2 separate regions of the Homo sapiens genome follow, and region 1 is linked to region 2. A link is an interaction called in ENCODE POLR2A ChIA-PET data of the cell type or tissue named here. Cell type or tissue: Caco-2. All regions are shown on one strand. Each heading gives the region's core, and the rest is flanking DNA. Links, peaks and the distances in the headings are about the cores only.

Region 1 (4,402 bases), core at 132-4,131, 470 kb before region 2:
CTCCCTTCTTCCCTTCTTTTCTTCTTTATTTCTTTGCTTCCTCTCTTCTTTTCTTTTCCTTTTCTTTTCTTTCCTTCCTTCCTTTCTTTCTTTCTGTCTCTCTTTCTTTCTTTCTCTCTCTCTTTCTCTTTCTTTTTTCTCTCTCTCTTCCTTCCTTCCTTTCTTTCTTTCTTTCTTTCTTTCTTTCTTTCTTTCTTTCTTTCTTTCTTTCTTTCTTTCATTCTTTCCCTCCCTCCCTCCCTCCCTCCCTCCCTCCCTTCCTTCCTCTCCTCTCCTTTCTCCCTTTCTCTCCCTCTCTCCTAGTAAATTGTAGGAGTTTCTTATATCGTTTGGATATCAACCCTTAATGATATATACAGCTATGGTTTGCAAACATTTTCTCCCGTTCTGTTAGTTGTATTATCATTTTGAAGTTTTTTTGTTCTGTGAAGAAGGTTTTTAGTTAGATATAGTCCAATTTGTCTGTTTTTGCTTTTGTTGCTTGTGCTTTTGGTGCCATATCCAAGGAATCATTGCCAATGTCAATATCAAGGACACTTTTTCCCATTTTTTCCTAGGAGCTTTATAGCCTCAGATCTTAATTTAAATATTTAATTCATTTTAAGTTTGTTTTTGTGTATGGTGTAAGATAAGGGTCCACTTTCATTCTTTTGCACATGGATATCCAGTTTTACCAACACCATTTATTGGACAGAATACTCTTTCTCTAAGTGTGTTCTTGGGACCCTTGTCAAATATCAATTGACTATATAATCACAAGTTTATTCCTGGGCTTTCTGTTTGTTCCATTGGTCTACATGTCTGTCTTTATGCCAGTACTGTATTGTTTTAATGCCTGTAGCTTTGAAACATATTTTCAAATTAGGAAGGGGTGATGCTTCCAGCTTTGTTCTTCTTGTTCAATAGTGCTTTGGTTTCTGGGTAACTTGTGGTTCCATAAGAATTTTAGAATTTGTTTTCTATTTCTGCAAAAAAAAAATGCCATTGGGATTTTGATAGGATGGTATTGAAACTATAGATAGCTTTGGGTAGTATAGACATTTTAAAAATATTAATATTAATTGTATCAGTCCATTTCATTTAGTTGTTATCCAATAATCTGAAGACTTACTGAGGATAAGAATTGTGTCAGAGTATTTCCCTTTTATCTTTCTTGATTAATGGGCTGGTGCATAGTAAATATTAACCAAATGAATGAATGCAGAGATGAAGATTAAGGGCCTTGAGGAGGGTGGTGGAGCTGGAATTTGGACCCAGCTCTATGTAAGTTTAGAATCTCTGCCCTCCCTAAGAATTAATTTTTGCAGGCACCTGAATTCACTCATATGTCATTGAGAAGAGGCTATGGACTCAAAAGACTGGAGTCCTTTTCTAACAGCTTTGAAATCATAAAATGAAAAGAATGAAGATTTCTTTTAATATATTGACAAATTTTGGCACACCATAGAAGGGGTTTTCCTATGTTATTGGAGATACTTCTAGGTCATGCATTGTCATAGCAGAACTACAAATACTTAATTATTTTTCTACCTTACCTAAAATGTGTTTACCACTCTAGCAGGTTGCTCTCCTAATGACTGCTATGAAACAGAGCCATGGGTTCTTTGTACGTCCCAGCCTACTAGAGTCAGGTGGAGCCATGTGTCCAATTCTGTCTATTGGGCTGAGAGAAGAGGGAATACATGTCATTCCCATGCCAAAGCACACAAATCAGATGTGGGTTCTCCATGAGCTCTCTTCCCCTTCTGTGGTGACCATGGCGGACTAATATTGCAGATGATGCAGCTAAGACTAAGTAGTCAACGGATCCTGCCATCATCCTGGATCCTTGAATGGCTATGTGGAGCAGAGCCCCCTTACATTACCTGCTGGGCATACAACATGAATAAGAAATCAACCTTTATGATATTGAATCACTAAAATTCCAGGGAAATTGTCTGCAAAATAGTCTAGGCTCTTTTGAATAATTTAACTCCCAACAGAACAAGCCAAGTTTGTTCTCTCATGGGGATCTTTGTTAAAATTGATGGTCTTTCTGAATTATTTTCTTTTTCTAGCAATTCAAATTGTACCCAGCTCCCACCACCCATTTAACCTGTGACACCGTCATTGGCAGCCATAGTCAACAATGATTTCTTCCTGTAGTTCATTCATTTCACAAATATTTCTTGAGTATTTATTATGTGCCAAGTAGATTAAATAAAAATTAATGAGCCTAAGTACTAAGGTAGAGAAAGTACATGTTTCCTGGCCTTAATACCTCTCTAGGACCTTTTTAGTCTCCGATTACCTTATTTTTTCACAATGTGTTTATATGATCTTCTGCTCTAGTTTTATGAGTGTTTGGCTGGCCAGGGAGGATCCTGATGTTCTTAAATAACCTTTCTTTTATGCCCTTTTCTTCTCTCTTTTCTCTTCTCTGTGAATTTTTGCTGCCTTAGGCTGTCAAATAAACACATTGCTAGGAGGATCACCTCAACCTGTAGGAACTTCCTTCCTGCCAAGAAGCTGGTTCATTCATCACCAAGCATCATCATCATGGAATGTAAGTGCACGCTTTGCTCTGGGCTCTCACTCCCACTGGGACTTTGACCTGGACTCAGTCAGCTGCTTGATTTTCAGAAAGGAGGCTGACCCTGTGGGGTAGACAAAAGCTTGTTTTGATAGTCATCACCACGTGGAAGCTGTGTGTATGTGCCAATTTACACAGCATCAAGGTTTTAGGTTTGCTACATGGAGTTTGGCTCCATCAGGTAAAGCACTGCAGGTTTAGGGAAGCTTAGTTTTTCCTGGCTTTGATGCTCTCCTCTAGACGGAAGGGACTTGTAACAGCTGAGTTGAGAGGTAACCCGTGATACCCGGCGCCCAGATTGGGGAAATGCCCTGCTTAATGTAGCACAGTGAGTGGGGATGGGAGCTGGAACTAGAAGCCAGGACTCATGGGTCCTAATGCAATGTGCATCCTTTCATATCATACTCTCTGGCTACACTTTTCAGGACAAATATTATAATTATTTCAGCCTCCCTTATGAGGCAAAATTATCTAAATAAAAATAATAACTAATAACAATAATTTCTACCATATAGTTAACACTCAGTCTATACCAGGCTTGAACAGGGTAGACCATATACTAAGAGGGTAGTAGGCCCTCAACAGGTAATAATTGGATGGGTGAATGAAAGACAGCATAGCAAAGTGCTTAAGAGGAGGGGTGGGGTTCAAATCCTGGCTCATACAGTTACAAGCTGCAAGACTTTAGCAAGTGAACACAACCTCTCTCTGCCTCATTTTCTGCAATGTTCACATTGGCATAATAATATTGATAACCATTGAAAGGATTGAATGAGGTGGTGCAAGCAAACACTTACTGGCATGCAGTGGGTGCTTGATAACGGGAAACCAATTACTACCCTTATCATCATCATCGTCATCGTCATCATCTTCACTCTTGCTTAGAGGGAGGAACAGAGAAGGTTAAAGTTAGAGGCAGGAAGCCTACTTAAGATGCTATTGTAATTATCCACTCAGTATCTCCCATTACTGAGCCCTTTCCACCTGCCAGACACCGTGCTAAGTGCTTGATGTGCAATATCCCTGGTAACATCATTCTGAGTTTTATGTGTACATTAGACAAAACAAACAGCAAGCAGGATTCAAAATATTTGTCCCCACTCCATAAACAAACCTGCCTGTGTCATCACCATGAGCCTCGTCTCAACATCCTAACTTTGTAAGGCATTTTCCAAAATCAGAGAAGACTCTGCACAATAGAAATTTGGATGCTGGGCCACTGAGAGTTTCACAACTTGTGTCCCCAAAGTATAGTGCCAGCCACCATTCTTCTATGGGGATTCTAGTTTCATGAACTTTATCACAGGGGTTGCTGGAGAAAAAGTCATAGATGTGATAGATGCCTTGAAGCCAGAAACAGCTGTGCCCAGTAGCATCAAACATGAATAGGACTCTGAGTCAGTCTCATATTCTTTTCTCATAGGGACCAGAGTTTCTCTTTCACCAAAGAAAAATGCTTAGGGAAGGAAGCGTTACCCTGCCATATGTCAGCCTTGACAGATAAGCCAGTGCTACAATGGATTTACCAATCCCATGACATTGTATAAAAACTTTCTCAGACCTAGCCACAATTTTGGTATTCTTTCTGAGGACTTTGGAGAGGCAGACCGATCCTTTCATTGGTCATCTGAAAAAAAAAAAAAAAAAAAAAAAAAAAAGAGTCACTACCAAGTCGGTGGGGCTGAGCTGGGGTCTGTGGAGAAATTTCATGTATAAGTTTGGTAAAGCTTCCAGGTCTTCTGGATCCAAGGCAGATCTTGACAATTCAGAACAGTCCTGTGAATTGCTCTGAGGCCATCTCCATGTAGTTCTCCCATGCAATTAGTTACA
Region 2 (4,402 bases), core at 321-4,320:
AGTCACTAATGATTGCCCCACTGCACTCCAGCCTACTTGGTGACAAAGTAAGACCCTGTCTCTAAAAAAACAAAAGAAAAGAGCACTGGAATAAGAGTGAGGAGTCCTAATTTATAGACAGAATGTCTTCTTCTAGAAATGTAGTTCATCTTCAGAAACAGAGAAGCCAGACAGCCAGCTAGGCCTACATCAAATGCAGTTGTGTGAGACTGTGGCCCCCTACAGGGTCCTAACAAGCCTGCCCAGGGGAAAAGGCTGCCTGCCCCATCCCTACATCCCCTCAAGCCTTGGATAAATCCCCCTTCCCCCAAATAATTACAGTTGTGCAGCTATAGCATGAATGTTTGTTTCTCAACAAAACTTAAACACTGTCTATGTGAGAAAGGAACACTTCTCTTAACAGAAAAGTCAATCAATGTTGTTAATAAACAATGTGCATGTTATCTGGGAACAATGGGCACTACAAGGCCCACCAGGTCACTTGGCCATCCTAGAGAAGCGTGTTTCTGGATAATCCCAGAGCCCTGGCCAGGCCTCTGCCACCGGTCTCTGAGAGTTAAATTAGTCTCATTATTAAGTAGTGGATGAGATCAGAATTGTGGAAGAGGCCCCTTATAGACTAAATCAGTCCTCAGCCAGAAGCAGAAGGAGCGAGGATGTGATGGCACACCCTCATTCTTTAGCACATGTCTGCTAAGGGCTTCCTCAGTGCCAAGCCCTGACCTGGGTCCTGGAGCTGCAAAGGTCAAGTGTGAGATGTTCTCCTGATTCCCTTGTGGTCCACATTCCAGGGGCACCCACACACTCGAAACCCTGCTTGAACTGGGTTTTCAAAGTGCCAGAGGGTCACAGACACAGTGGTTTATAGCAGGGATTTATTCCCCCCAGCTAGGGTGTGGAGATTGAGCAAACACTGGAGAAAGGACACCATAAGCAGTGGGAACGGTACGTGCAAATGCAGAGATGAAAATCCCATGTATCTGGAGAACTACAAGAAGATCCGTATTGCTGATGGTCAGGCATTCCAGAGACCACATCCATGCATCCACCCACATTAGAACATAAACTCCCTGGGGTTAAGGATCTTTTCTTTGGTTCATAACTATAGTGCCCAACACATAGTAGCTGCTCAATAAATATTTGTGCAATGAATATATCCAAACATCTACCAAGAATGTTCTAGAAGAAATATTCTGCCAGGAAATTAAACACCAAAAAGAACACAGACCCAGCTTTCTAGGTGCTCACAAACTAAAGTAGGTGGTTACAGGTAAGGAAATGGACAGCTGTCATACAATGTGACAAATACTAAGATTTGGGAGCAACTAAAGTGAACGTCTTGGTGAATCAAGTAAAAACCCTAGAGAAAGTGATGTTGGCCAGGCACAGTGGCTCACACCTGTAATTCCAACACTTTGGGAGGCCGAAGCGGGTAGATCACTTGAGGTCAGGAGTTGGAGACCAGCCTGGTCAACATGGAAAAACCCTGTCTCCAATAAAACACAAAAATTAGCTCTGTCGCCCAGGCTGGAGTGCAGTGATGCAATTTCAACTCACTGCAACCTCTGTCTCCCAGGTTCAAGCGATTCTCCTGTCTCAGCAGCCTCCCAAGTAGCTGGGATTATAGGTATGCACCACTATACACAGCTAACTTTGTATTTTTAGTAGAGACAGGATTTCACCATGTTGGCCAAGCTGGTCTCGAACTCCTGACCGCAAATGATTCACCTGCCTTGGCCTCCCAAAGTGCTGGGATTACAGGCATAAGCCACTATGCCTGGCCATTTTTTTTTTTTTTTTTTAGACAGAGTCGCTCTGTTGCCCAGGCAGTGGTGCAATAATGGCTCACTGCAACCTCGACCTCCTAGGATCAATCAATCCTCCCACTTCAGTTTCTGGAGTAGCTGGGACCACAGGTGCATGCCATCATGGCTGGCTAACTTTTTTTTATTTTTTTGTAGAGACGGGGTCTCACTATGTTGCCCAGGTTGGTCCTGAACTACTGGACTCAAGTGATCCTCCCACCTCGGCCTCCCAAAGTGTTAGGATTACAGGCATGAGCCACCAAGCCTGGCCACAAATGAGAAAGCCAGGCCTTCAGGTGCAAAGTGCTCCCTGTACAGGGTCATAAGGCTTAAATCACACAGATAACTGAGACTTGAACCCAGGACCATGAGAGCAATGGAGGCGTCTTGTAGCTAGAGAAGGCAGGTAAAGAAAGGAACAGAGGAGGCAGGTGAGTCACTTTATCTACATGCATGTCTTCCTGGCTCATGAATGCAAACCAAGGCCTGGGTAATTAAGGTGGAATGAAGGTGGGGAGGAAGGAACAATAGGACTCATTCTCCACCTACTTGGATATGGTGGTTACCATGGAGACCAATCAAGGTGATGGGACCAGAGATCAAAGACCTCGGGATTTTCTCCTCCACCCCAGTTGAAAGCTCCACTGTTGTAGCTATTGGAGAACCAGAGAACACAGTTTCTTGTCTCAGTTAAAGAAGAGACAGTCTCATAGCATCTGCTTCTGAAGCTGGGGGTAAGACGGGGTCAAATAGTTGTGCCCTTTAATGATTATGTTTTGTTATCTTTGATTTTTTTAAAACCATGCTTGTGAAAAATTCAAGCAATGGATACTAAACAAGTACGCACTAAAAAGAAAACTCTCTCTCCTAATTGGAGTCTGAGCATTGACACTTTCTAAAAAGACACATAATAAATGGAAAGCCGTGGCTGCCATTGTGAAGAAAAACTGGGAGGCTATGGACAGGAAAAGGGAGGAGTCTTCCCTGTATATCCTTCTGTGTTTTTGATTTATTTTTTAATTGAAAAAATATAAACTTCAGATTAAAATAATAAATATAATTTTAAAACTGAAAAAGTATAAGATTTAACCAACACTTAAACATTGGTTATATATCTTATAGACCTTTTCTCCTTGTATAGAAACATAGATATTTAATGTATATAATTATTAACTAAAGATGAAATTATTGGAGGAACTTGTACCAGTCTAGCTCATTCTTTTTAAAGGTTTCATGAGGCCGGGCACAATGGCTCATGTCTGTAATCCCAGCACTTTTGGAGGCTGAGGCAGGAGGATCGCTTGAGACCAGGAGTTTATGACCAGCCTGGGCAACATAAGGAGACCTTGTCTCTACAAAAATAAAAAAATTAGCCAGGCATAATGGTGCATGCCTGTGGTCTCACCTACTCAGGAGGTTGAGGCAAGAGGATCACTTGAGCCTGAGAGTTTGAGGGTGCAGTGAGCTGTGATCATGCCACTGCACTCCAGCCTGGGCAACAGAGCAAGACCCTGTCTCAAAAATGAAAAAAATGTTTGGGAACTTCTGTTAAAGCACGATCTAGTCAATCTGTCCATGGACAAGTAGGTCCCTACCTTTCTTTAAACAGAGAATCTAAAATTTTGCCCCTCCAGTTTTATGAGCTCACCTAAGTCATCTTGATCTAAAACAGAGCAGGGCAGCTCCTTGGGGACATCAACACGAGGCCAACTCAAAGCTTGAGCATTTTGACAACTGAGTCAGGTAGGCCCCACAACCTGGTGGACAGATGCAAGAGCTCTTGAATCAGACTCTTTAGCCCCAAATCTGGGCTCTGCCCTTTACCATCATGGGGACTTGGGGTAAACCCCGACATCCTCATCTCTTAAAAGGACACCAGGGTGTCTATACCAAAGGGTATCTTTTGAGAAGCAAATGAAAAAAATCTGTATGTAACACCCAGCCTACTGCCTGGTATAGAGTACATAAGCACCCAGAAAATGACTGATTTTAGTATCATTATCACCATCGTATTATTACTTCCTCCGGGATGACCATTAGCTAAGCCTCTTTTCATCCACCCCCTCACTCAGGACATGCTAATGGAGTGCCTAGTGTGTACCCATCTGGGGTCCACTCTGGAAAAAGATGAAAGCTCACATCAAAAGAGAACTGTAGGCCGGGCATGGTGACTCACGCCTGTAATCCCAGCACTTTGGGAGGCCGAGGCAGGTGGATCACCTGAGGTCAGGAGTTCAAGACCAGCCTGGCCAATGTGGCGAAACCCTGTCTCTACTGAAAATAAAAAAATTAGCCGGACGTGGTGGCGTGTGCCTGTAGTCCCATCTATTTGGGATGCTGAGGCAGGAGAATCGCTTGAACCCAGGAGGCGGAGGTTGCAGTAAGCCAAGATCGCACCATTGCACTCCAGCATGGGCGACAGAGTGAGACTCCATCTCAAAAAAAAAAAGGGGGGATCTGTAGCCAGCACTGGCTCCAGAGCCCAGAATTTCACTTTATGCTTCTGATCTGAGGTTGGCCTAAACCAGCCCTTCCAAAAAGAAGAGTGGGGTAGGAGGGAACTTACCTAGAGTTCAAAGTCCCTGATTACGGCTCCA

What was found. ChIA-PET counts read pairs that join two places held together with the same protein. Peaks named below come from ENCODE experiments on the same cell type or tissue, not always from the same donor. Only the 100,000 strongest peaks of a DNase experiment are listed, where the experiment ranks them.
Region 1: POLR2A ChIA-PET joins it to region 2 with 10 read pairs; 1 of 35 experiments calls an interaction of 5 or more read pairs at or near these places.

The regions. Positions count from the first base shown.
Region 1 is chr12:115,312,327-115,316,728 of GRCh38, reverse strand. LOC124903082 (a long non-coding RNA gene) reads left to right here. Exons shown (of 11, transcript XR_007063592.1): 8 at 2,442-2,545. Among named protein-coding and RNA genes, the nearest start is that of LINC02463, 570 kb to the left of the region's middle. In Caco-2, for the core only: no CTCF peak of the experiment used is centred there; a DNase peak (open chromatin) is centred at 2,588.
Region 2 is chr12:114,839,690-114,844,091 of GRCh38, reverse strand. No RefSeq gene overlaps it. Among named protein-coding and RNA genes, the nearest start is that of TBX3, 160 kb to the right of the region's middle. In Caco-2, for the core only: no CTCF peak of the experiment used is centred there; a DNase peak (open chromatin) is centred at 2,371.